2 separate regions of the Mus musculus genome follow, and region 2 is linked to region 1. A link is a loop called in an ENCODE intact Hi-C map of the cell type or tissue named here. Cell type or tissue: left cerebral cortex. All regions are shown on one strand.

Region 1 (5,000 bases):
CCTGTCTGTTGGGAAACTGATGTTGGATGGATGGGTTGATAGGTGGGTGGGTTGGTGGGTGGATGGGTGGGTGGAAAAGAGCTCCTTAAAGGCCTTTGCTACCCCACAGTGCTTGTGGGCACCTGTCTCCCAGCAGGTACTTGCTGGGTAGTTATAGTCATTAAGAGTAATTTGTGTATCTGTCCCTTAGGGGAGAGGTTGGTGTGGGGGACTTGAAGATGGGCCCATTTCCTTCCCCGAGGAAAACCTGGGAAGGTATCTTGTGCCTCAGGAGTGTGTAATTTGGATCCAGACTGGTATCCAGGCAAGGGCACAGAGAACTAACGGAAGTGGTACGGCCCTGTCTAATGGAACACAGGGAATGAATGAGTGAATGCATGAATGATGTGACCTACCTATGGTGTCCTCTCCTATAGCCTACACTGGGACAAGAGCAAAGGCTCTAGAGTTGGGATGCTCACAGTGGGTGTGAGCATCAGCTCTTTTCTTACTGTGCAGCATGGGTCAAGTTACTTAGTCTCCTCGACCTTGATTTTCTCTTTTGTAAAATGGACACGGTGTATCCCTAACCTCATGTGACTGTTGCGGGGACTCAGTGGGACCTCGGATGCAGGGCACGATGCAAGGGGTATGCCTCTGAGGTCCATTTTGATTTCAGATTGAAGACTGTGGAAGATGCCAGGGACCTACAGAGCCTGGCTTTCCTCCCTTTTAACGAAGAATGAGAACCGTCCCTCAGGCAACTCCTGCCTGCTTCCCCCTGTCTCCTCTCCCCACTAATGCCCTTTGAATTCTATTGAGATCCTTCTCCTGAATTCTCTCTGCACCAGTAAAGGAGAGACAGAGGGCTCGTGCCTCTCCCCAAGTCAGACAGAAGTCCTTATCTAGCTCTGAAATGGTTCAGGCTTAAGAAACTTCAGAGCTTTCCGTTTTTGCTGTTTTGTCTTTGTTTTGAGTCAGGGTCTTATGGAGCCCAGGCAAGGCTCAAACTGAAGGTGACCTTGAACTATGCTTCTCCTGCTCATACAACCTAACTGCTGGGATGGCAAACATGTATCCCCACTCCTGAATCTGGATCTATTGAACTGAAAAAACAAACAAACAAACAAATAAACAAACCATAGAGCGTCCTGTATTTCACTATTTAGTCAGAGTTGACCAGGGTGGGCTTGAAGAAAAGTGGGGTTCATTTGCCCCCTACTGCTCAGATGCTCTAGAGGATGCTGGCACCTCCAGCCCCAACAGTACTCTTCTTGTTCCTTTTTCCTCTCCTTCATGACCTCTGCCTTCCCATTCCCAAAGCCTGAATAGGGAGTTCAGTGAAGAAGACTCGGAAATTCTGTTCAGCTTTAGATCCATTCCCATCCCATCCTGTTGTCATGGTAATAAGGATGACCTGGGGATCTAGAGCTGTTGGACCCCCGTGTTTCCTTACAACGTGATCTGAATGCAGAACTGATGGGCTGTGCTAACTGAGCCTCAAGGGAAGCAGCAGTGGTCAGAGACCCACTTCAGGGGCTGCTCAGAAGGTGATGACTGGGCTCTGCCTCCTGGAGCCCGCCACCTGCAAGGAGTCAGGATGTTTAGTATGCTGCTGGTACCCTCTCCTAGAGAAGAGACCAATAAATAGCATGAGAGATGGGAACGGCCGTCAGGTATTCAGAGGTCAGAGGGAGGGCTTCGCTGAGAAAATAAGACTCGGAGGGTGTAGTCACAGGGGACATGGAGGTGGACAAGGAGACAGCAAAGAGGAGAGACCTCCATCCCTCCAACCCCCGTCTGTACCTTTGCTTGTCTCCCCGTCCACACCCAGCCAAACGCAAGACAGCCAGCCGCTGTTCCCTGAATCAGCTGCCACTCCAGCCTGGGCAGTCGGTGACTTTCAATCTCCGGGGGAGAGAGGCCCCCTCTGTGTGGCCTGGAGGCAACTCAATGTCCCCCTGTGATGTGTAGCTGGGATTTATCTCTCTCTGACACTCCTCCCAGCCGGCCAGTCGGCTGCAGCTTCAATAGACCCGGAGTGCTCTGGGATGAGCCCAAGTTCATTCAAGAGACAGAAGCCACTCAGGGAGAGAAAAGAGCTGTTGATACCAGAAAAGAATGGCTGAGCCACTGAAAGACTTGAGATACATCCAGACACAAGGCATCAGGGCCCTGGCGGAGTGGGGGTGGGGAGCTGCCTGGATAATGAATTTATTTATCACTCTGACCAGACTGTCTTCAAGGCAGTCAGGGACATTGTGGACACTCTGGAGAATCCGGTTTGAGGTCCCGAGAACAAAACCAAACTTTTGGATCACGCTCCTTGATGAAGCCACAGAATAGATTCAAACTTCCAAGGGCATCTGAATGAAGCTAAGTTAAGGAATGAAGGGCATGGGGAGATAGCTCAGAGGTTAATGTGTGTACTGTTCTCTTTAGAGGATACAAGAGAGAGTCTTAGCACCCACGTCAGACGACTGTGAGCTGCCTATAACTCTAGCTCCAGGTCTGGCATCTTTTTCTGACCTCCATAGGCACCAACATTCATGCAAAAATACACATAATCTAAAAAAAAAAAAAAAAAAAAAAAAAAAAAAAAAAAAAAAAAAAGGTTAAGGACAGAGTAAGCGCGCCCACGTGTGGCTGTATAGAGTACTGCATTCTGAAGCGTCTGACCTTGGAAATGGCATTTTTATTTTTCAGAATTAGCTTTTATTTTCCATCCCCAACCCCACTCCCAGGTTCCATACCTGGCAATGTATAAAACTTGACATGGTGGGCTGGTCAGATGGCTCAGCAGGTAAAGGTTCGAGCCACCAAGCCTGATGACCTGAATTTGATCCCTGAGACCAACAAGGTAGGAGGAGACTGCGAACGACTGGGAAAGTTGTCTTCTGCCCTTCACACCTACTCTGTGGCGCGCGCGCGCGCGCACACACACACACACACACACACACACACGCATACGCACAGGCACGCACGCACACACACAAAATATAATAATAGTAATATAACAACAACAATAACAAAACAATAAAAACCATCGTGGTTGCCTGGTGTGGTGGGTGGTACTCCTAGCATGTGGAAAGCTGAGGTAGGTGAATTGATACCAACCTGCTTTACATAGCCAGTAAGACTCCGTCTCAAACAAACAAACAAACAAACAAACAAACAGCCCACAAACCCCCAAACCCTGCCATGGCCTATAATCCCAGCACTGGGAAGAGAAGGTAGAGAGATGAGGAAGGAACTCAAGGTCGCCCTTGGCTGCCTCACAAGCTCTGAGGCCTTCCTGTGCTACATCAAAGGATGCAGAGCTGACAAGGTGGATAGATATGTAGATTATCCTGCAAGCTTCCTGGGAGATGAATGATAATACCATATTTCCGTTGCTGACAGAAGCAACACAAGTGAAAAACAGCAAGGCTTCAGTTTTTAAAGACTTGTTTTTATTGGGCTGGAGAGATGCTTAAAAACATTGGCAGCTCTTCCAGAGGACCCGGGTTTGATTCCCAGGACCCATGTGGTGGCTCACAACCATCTAACTCCAGTTCCAGGGCATCCAGTGTTCCCTTCTGTCCTTCATGGGAACGTGGGCACATATATATGTGCAGAAAAAAATGCCCATACACATAAAATAAAAATAATTAATCTATTTTTATTTTCTGTGTACATGTGTATGTCTGTGGGAGTGTGTGCCACAAATGTTTGGGTGTCCATGAAGATGTCTGCCAACAGCACCCCCTGGAAATTAATCTCCCCCCTTCCTTCCCCTACCCTCTCTTTTTCCCTGGGGCGCGAGATAACTAATTTTATTTTATATTTTGTGGATCTGGGGATGGATCCAGGACTTTGCATGTTCTAGACAGGTGCTCTTTGCTTGAGCTCCATCCCCCAAACTCCCTTTCTTTCTTTCCTTCCTTCCTTCCTTCCTTCCTTCCTTCCTTCCTTCCTTCCTTCCTTCCTTCCTTCCTTCCTTCCTCTCTCTCTCTCTCTCTCTCTCTCTCTCTCTCTCTCTCTCTCTCTCTCCTTTCTGGCCAATTAGATGCTGAAAACTATTCAGGATCACCAAGTGGGAGGGGCCACTGCACCAGGGCAGCATCTATGGTCTCTCTCCAGAGGAAAGATGGATTTGAATTTCTAACAAGGTTGAGTCTTCTCTCTGTGGCCACATCAAAGTAGGTCATGAATCTGCTCCCACAGATTTCCCTGTCAGAAAGAGAGCTGGCGCTCAGCCTGGCTCTTGATGGGAAGTTAATAGATTATTTCGCACCCAGAAGCCTTTGGTCTGTATGGAGATGCTGGGGATAGAGAGTCAGATCACAATGTTAAATGCCGGGAGGTGGGGGATAGCCTGTTTTGACAGCAAGGTAATTTTCAGACAAGCTCGCTGGCACCCTCTTATGAATAGGGATGTGTTTAAAGAAAGATGGAATGAGAAGCAATTACCGCCCAGTGCACAGTTTTCTTAAAGTGTCTCTTTCCTGTGATGCACAGAATGGAAGCCAGGGCTTTGTGGATGCTAGACAAGTGTTCTGTGTCTGGGCTGTACCCTTGGCCCTTTCAAATGTTATTTTTGGTGATTTAGTTTTTTAATTAATTGATTTTATGTGTGTGTTTGTGTGTATGCGGGCGTGCACCTGCCTTTCTGTGAACTACATATGTTCACTGTCTCCAGAGGACAAAAGATGGGGATGTAGGTGCTAGAAATTGAACTCAAGTCTTCAAGAGCAACTAATGCTCTAGTGTTGAGCCGGCTCTCCAGTCTGTCTATCTATCTATCTATCTATCTATCTATCTATCTATCTATCTATCTATCTATCTATCTATCTATCTAAGGCAGGATCTCAGAAAGGGCTCAGACCCTGCTACCAGAATCTGCAGACTAGGTCAGTAGTCTCATGTTCCTGAATATAAATCAGTGCCTTGCCAGGATCTTCACAAGCAATCCTAACATCTGCTGGGGCTGCATCTCTGGAACTAAGAAAAGTGAGACTGAGGCACGTAGCTCAGTGGCA
Region 2 (5,000 bases), 340 kb before region 1:
TCCAACTACAAGCCAGATGTGGCTCCTCTTACTGTGTTGAGTGTGTGTTGGCTCATCTTAACTCCATATACCACTGTCCATTTCACAGATGAGAAAGGCAAGGCAAGACCTAAGATTTGGACCCATGCAGTCTACCTGCAGGTCCCATGATTGTCACCAGTAGGCTATGCCACCTGTCTGGGAGCCTAAGTATACTCTCTGATAGTGTCTGGTTGCCCCAAAGCTGGGCTTTATAAAGCCACGTACCATACTCTACCCTCTGCCAATTCCTTGGCTCAGGGGATCTCCCCATGGCATTGTAACTGCTGCTGCCAATCCCAAACACACACACACACACACACACACAGAGAGAGAGAGAGAGAGAGAGAGAGAGAGAGAGAGAGAGAGAGAGAGAGAGAGAGAGAGAGAGAAAGAGAGAGAGAGAGAGAGGGAGAGAGAGAGAGAGAGAGAGAGAACAGAGTTTGGCAGGCAGAAAAGTCTGGAATAAGAAATCCCACAGAGTCCAGGCATTGTCACTTTCTGGAGGCCAGCAGCAGCTCTCTGTTCCTCCTTCTCCTCCTGGGGTTTCCTGTAATGTCACCATCACAGAGGGCAATTCATCCCTTCAGACACCCCTGTAACACATAACGCTGACGTCATCCCCACAGCCAGCCCCAAGGGACTGAGGAGACATCTCAGTTGGAAAAGTGTTTGCCTGCAAAATGAGGAACAGAGTTCAATCCTGGACACCAGCATAAAAGCCAGACATGGTTGCCTGCTTATAACCCTAGTGTCTGGATGGGGTATGGGGCTCACTGGCTAATCAGTCTAGCTTAATCAGTGACCCCCAGGTCTCAGTGAGAGACCCCCGTCTCAAGGAAAACTAAACTGGATGGCCTCCAAAGAGGAACACCAGATGTTGTCCTCTGGCTTCCACATGTGTGTGCATTTGCACACACATGAGCACAAAAGAACAACGCAAGTGGACTGTGTCCATGAACCCGCTTGTCCATTGGCTTCTCGGTGGACTCGGCCAATAGGAGGTACACGGGGAGGTCAGAAGGCAAGAAGCAGGCGAGCTTGGTGGACATTTCCTCTTCTGTTCTTGCTATGATCCCGGGAAGCTTCCTCTGCTTATTAACACTTAGGTCCAAGGCTCTAACGCCTCCACCCTCCTGTGCATTTCCAGGTTGCCTCTCCCTTCTTACCTCCACTTCCCTTCACATCGCTATGAAAACCAATCATCCAAACTGAACACAAAGCCCACTTCCTGTCAGGACACGATAGTCTCGGGAGGGAACCAATAGGCAGCTAGACCATTCACAGACTCAATCTGGCAGGTAGTGTGAAGACTGGGAAAACAGATGCAGCCTTGTCCCCGTGGACCTGACGATCCAAGGAGAGACACCCAACTGCAGAGAAAGGACAGCTCTGCGGTGCTCCTGGTGAGCAAGCCGAAGTCGTATGATGCGGATCAGGAAAGGCACTGACCAGCCAGGGAGGTCAGAAGGTATACAGGACACTGTGGTGGCATTGTTTCGCCATCTGCTGGCACATAACTCAGTGTAAGTGCTGAGGCAGGAGGAAAGACCGCTTGTGGGCTGTAGAAGCTGCAGCTGAGGACACACTGTGTTCCGAGAGCTTTTTCATCCCAGAGTGTGGCCACTGTGGAAGAGGAGGCTCACACACACCCCAGATTAGCTCTTCCTCCTGGAATCCATGGCTGTTCCTAACCTGGGAACGTATTTTGCAGCTGGCCAGCTTAGAAGTTAAATTGTTACCCCATCACTCCACCCAGATACAAATGTTGAAATCTTGCTACCTGCTACTCTGAATGCCGCTAGCTGCACATTGCACTGGCTCCTTTACAGAGGTGACTGGGTTAAAGCCGGGTCACTGGAGCGGACCCTAACCCACCCAACATAACTGGTATCTTTAAAAGAGGGTAATGTGTAAACAGACACTCCAGGAAAAGTGACTTCATAATGAGATGTGCTGCCCACAAGCCAAAGAGAGAGGCCGGGTTAGACATTCACTTTACAACACTTTCTCCATAGACTTTCAGCATCCAGAGCCCTGTAACGAGACACTTCCTTGGCATGTGTGCCCCTTTTGTGGTATTAGCTACAATGTGTGCCCCTTTTGTGGTATTAGCTACAATAGCTCTGCTGGGTAAAGACAGCCGTGAATGTGATGACAACTGTGCTTATGGGAGGGTGGTGGAGGGATGCTGACCCACCCACACACTGAAAAGGAGCCAGGGCAGCCTCAGAGGCAGAGAAGCAGGTGGTGCAACCACTGGGAAGCAAAGATACATTTCTTCCCTAGAGCTCACGGGTGGGGGGGTGGGGGAACATAGCCCTGCTGACAATCTTCATTTCCAGTGTCTAGAACCATGACAGGAGGCTTTGCTGTAATTCACTGTGTATACGGCCATTTGATACAAAGGTGCAGGGAGACAATATGCTACCTCATTTTAAAGCATGATCTAACTTTGACTAGGGGAACTCACACAGCCTTAGTCAATAAGCTTTATGATGAAGGCTTTTTATATATATATATATATAAGTTTTCTACAACCTTCGAAAGTATAGAAATTCAAAGGCTGTGGAGATGGCTCGGTGCTTGCAAGCATAAGGACCCTAGTTTGATTCCCAGAAAGCACATTCAAAAAGCCAACCTGGAGAGCTGACTCAGTGGCTTAGAGTACATAATGCTCATCCAGAGGACCCAGGTCCAGGTCCCAGCACCCATATCAGGCTCTCGCAGCCACCTATAACTCCAGCTCCAAAGGATCGAACAGTTCTGGCCTCCACTGGCATACACACACACACACACACACACACACACACACACACACACATAGATACACACATACACATAATTTAAAATAAAACAAACCTTACCCAGAAAAAAAAAAAAACGGGTGTATTGTTCACTTTTCTGTTGCTGTAATAAAACACCATGGCCATAAGAAACTTAGGGAAGGAAGTGTATATTGGCTTATGGCTCCATAGGGAGAGTCCATAAGGACAGGGGAGGCATGGCAGCCTGGAGTGAGAAGCTAAGAGATCACATCTCAAAACCACAAACACTAAGCAGTAAGAGTGAACCAGGAGTGAGGCAAGGCTATAAATTCTCAAATCCCACTCCCGGTGACATACTTCCTCCATCGTGGCTGTGCCACCTCCCGAAAACCTCCCCCAAATAGTGCCACTAACTGGGAGCCAAGGGTTGAGATACCTGTGCCTACTGGAGACATCTCTCATTCACATCGCTATGCCAGACATGGTAGCATGCACTTGCAATCCCAGCACTGAGAAGTGAGAGATCCAGGGATCCCTGGCTAGCCCATTGAGACTACTTGGCAAGACCCAAGACAGTGAGAGACCCTGACTGCAAAATTAAGATCAACAGCACCCAAGGAAAAACACCCAAGGTTGCTCTCTGGCCATCACATGCACACACACACACACACACACTGTGCATCTGCATACACATAATACACAAAAAGAATATCAAACTTCATGGTTTGGGGAACTGTCTGAGATGTCTATGGAATACTGATTCTACAGATGTGTTAAGAATGTATTAGACATCTGGGATCACCCTGGGCACCCAGTAGGGACAGACGGTGATGTCAAGAATGATTGCGGTTACTCCCCAGACTCTTCCTGTTTTCTATAGCAGGTTCAGAGCACAGTCGTCTCTGTCAATCGTTTCATTGGAGATGCTCCATGGAGTTTGTGGTCCAAGGATCCTCAGAACTGCTCCTTCGGCTGTGTTTTATAGATAGGAGGAGCAAAAGGAAGTCATTTGTCAAACACTGCAAGAACGAGAGCCCTATTTTGGATCTCAGGAAGATGGGCTTCCAAATCTGGGACTCAGTGCCATCGCTGAGCACCGTGTGATTGATGAAGCAAGTCAGCCGTGGGGGATTTTCATCAATAATAAAGCAGTAAGCAGAGGAAAATAGTACTGAAGTTACCACGTGACTGATGTGCCCAAAATGTATGTGCCTCTTGATGGGGAAAACATCAGAAATTGCTGAGCAAGGAAAACGCGGAAAAGCTAACTCAGGCTTTATTCAAAAATAGGTGAGTTTCACCAGGCTGACTGACACCAGGCTGGGGACTCGGGAGCCCGGACTGCCGGGCCACAGCCATCTGGCCCCTCTTGGCTTTCCCAACAACACATCACTGCAGTCTTTCAGGAGGCAGGCAGTGGAGTTCCCGGCAGATGGTGAACGAAGCAAACAAGGGGGTCCAGCAGGGGTGGTGACTGTGGACCAAACTTTTGCCTCCTCTTCCCACTCAGCAGCTCTTGTCAGAATCAGCATCCTGGTTCCCAAAATCTCATATCGGAGCCCTGTCGGAGGCAGATCCACAGAGACCCACTGAAGACCTAGGGTTAAATTTAACCCCTCACCTAGCCACACTCACACGCCACCCCACCAAGGGGACATGGTCCTTTTAAATACCCTCCTGAAATCCGTGTATGTGAAGCTCCCTTCAAGTAGCTTGGTGTGGTAGAGGACGCCTATGATTTGAATACTTGGAAAACTGAGTCAGGAAGATCACAAGTTCCAGGTCAGCCTGAGCTCCACACTGAGAGCCTCTCTCAAACAATATTCTGATTGTAGACTCATTCTTGTTCCGTCATGTAGTGCTGTATCTAGTGTGTTAGTTGGGGCATCTGCGACTTGTTGCTATGAGTTTGAGGAACGTCTGGGTCAGATGATGGAGTACACACTGCCTCCATGTGGTCCGTGCTGTAGGAACTCTTCTCCCAGGGAAGATGGAAACAAATATCTCCCCCTCTTTATGGGACACCAAATGATAAACTAAAGCACAGTGATCCCACCAGAGCCAAACTTGGCAAAGCCAACTAGTTTATGAAGCTTAGTTACAGAACATGGGGGAGGGTTACTTACAGGAGTGTGGGTGGCCCCAAAGCATCCACACCAGAAAGTCTCACCCCGGCATGAATGACTCACCCCAGCATGAAGGATAAGTTCCCCA

Evidence for each region. A loop is a pair of places that touch in the nucleus more often than their neighbours do. Peaks named below come from ENCODE experiments on the same cell type or tissue, not always from the same donor. Only the 100,000 strongest peaks of a DNase experiment are listed, where the experiment ranks them.
Region 2: a loop joins it to region 1, with 6 times the contacts of the local background. A loop is called at or near these places in 12 of 42 quality-filtered maps.

The regions. Positions count from the first base shown.
Region 1 is chr4:143,378,197-143,383,196 of GRCm38, forward strand. No RefSeq gene overlaps it. Among named protein-coding and RNA genes, the nearest start is that of Pramel1, 14 kb to the right of the region's middle. In left cerebral cortex, a CTCF peak has its summit at 2,635; DNase peaks (open chromatin) are centred at 1,922, 2,098, 2,593 and 4,319.
Region 2 is chr4:143,034,681-143,039,680 of GRCm38, forward strand. No RefSeq gene overlaps it. Among named protein-coding and RNA genes, the nearest start is that of Mir7021, 99 kb to the right of the region's middle. In left cerebral cortex, no CTCF peak of the experiment used is centred here; DNase peaks (open chromatin) are centred at 2,169 and 3,981.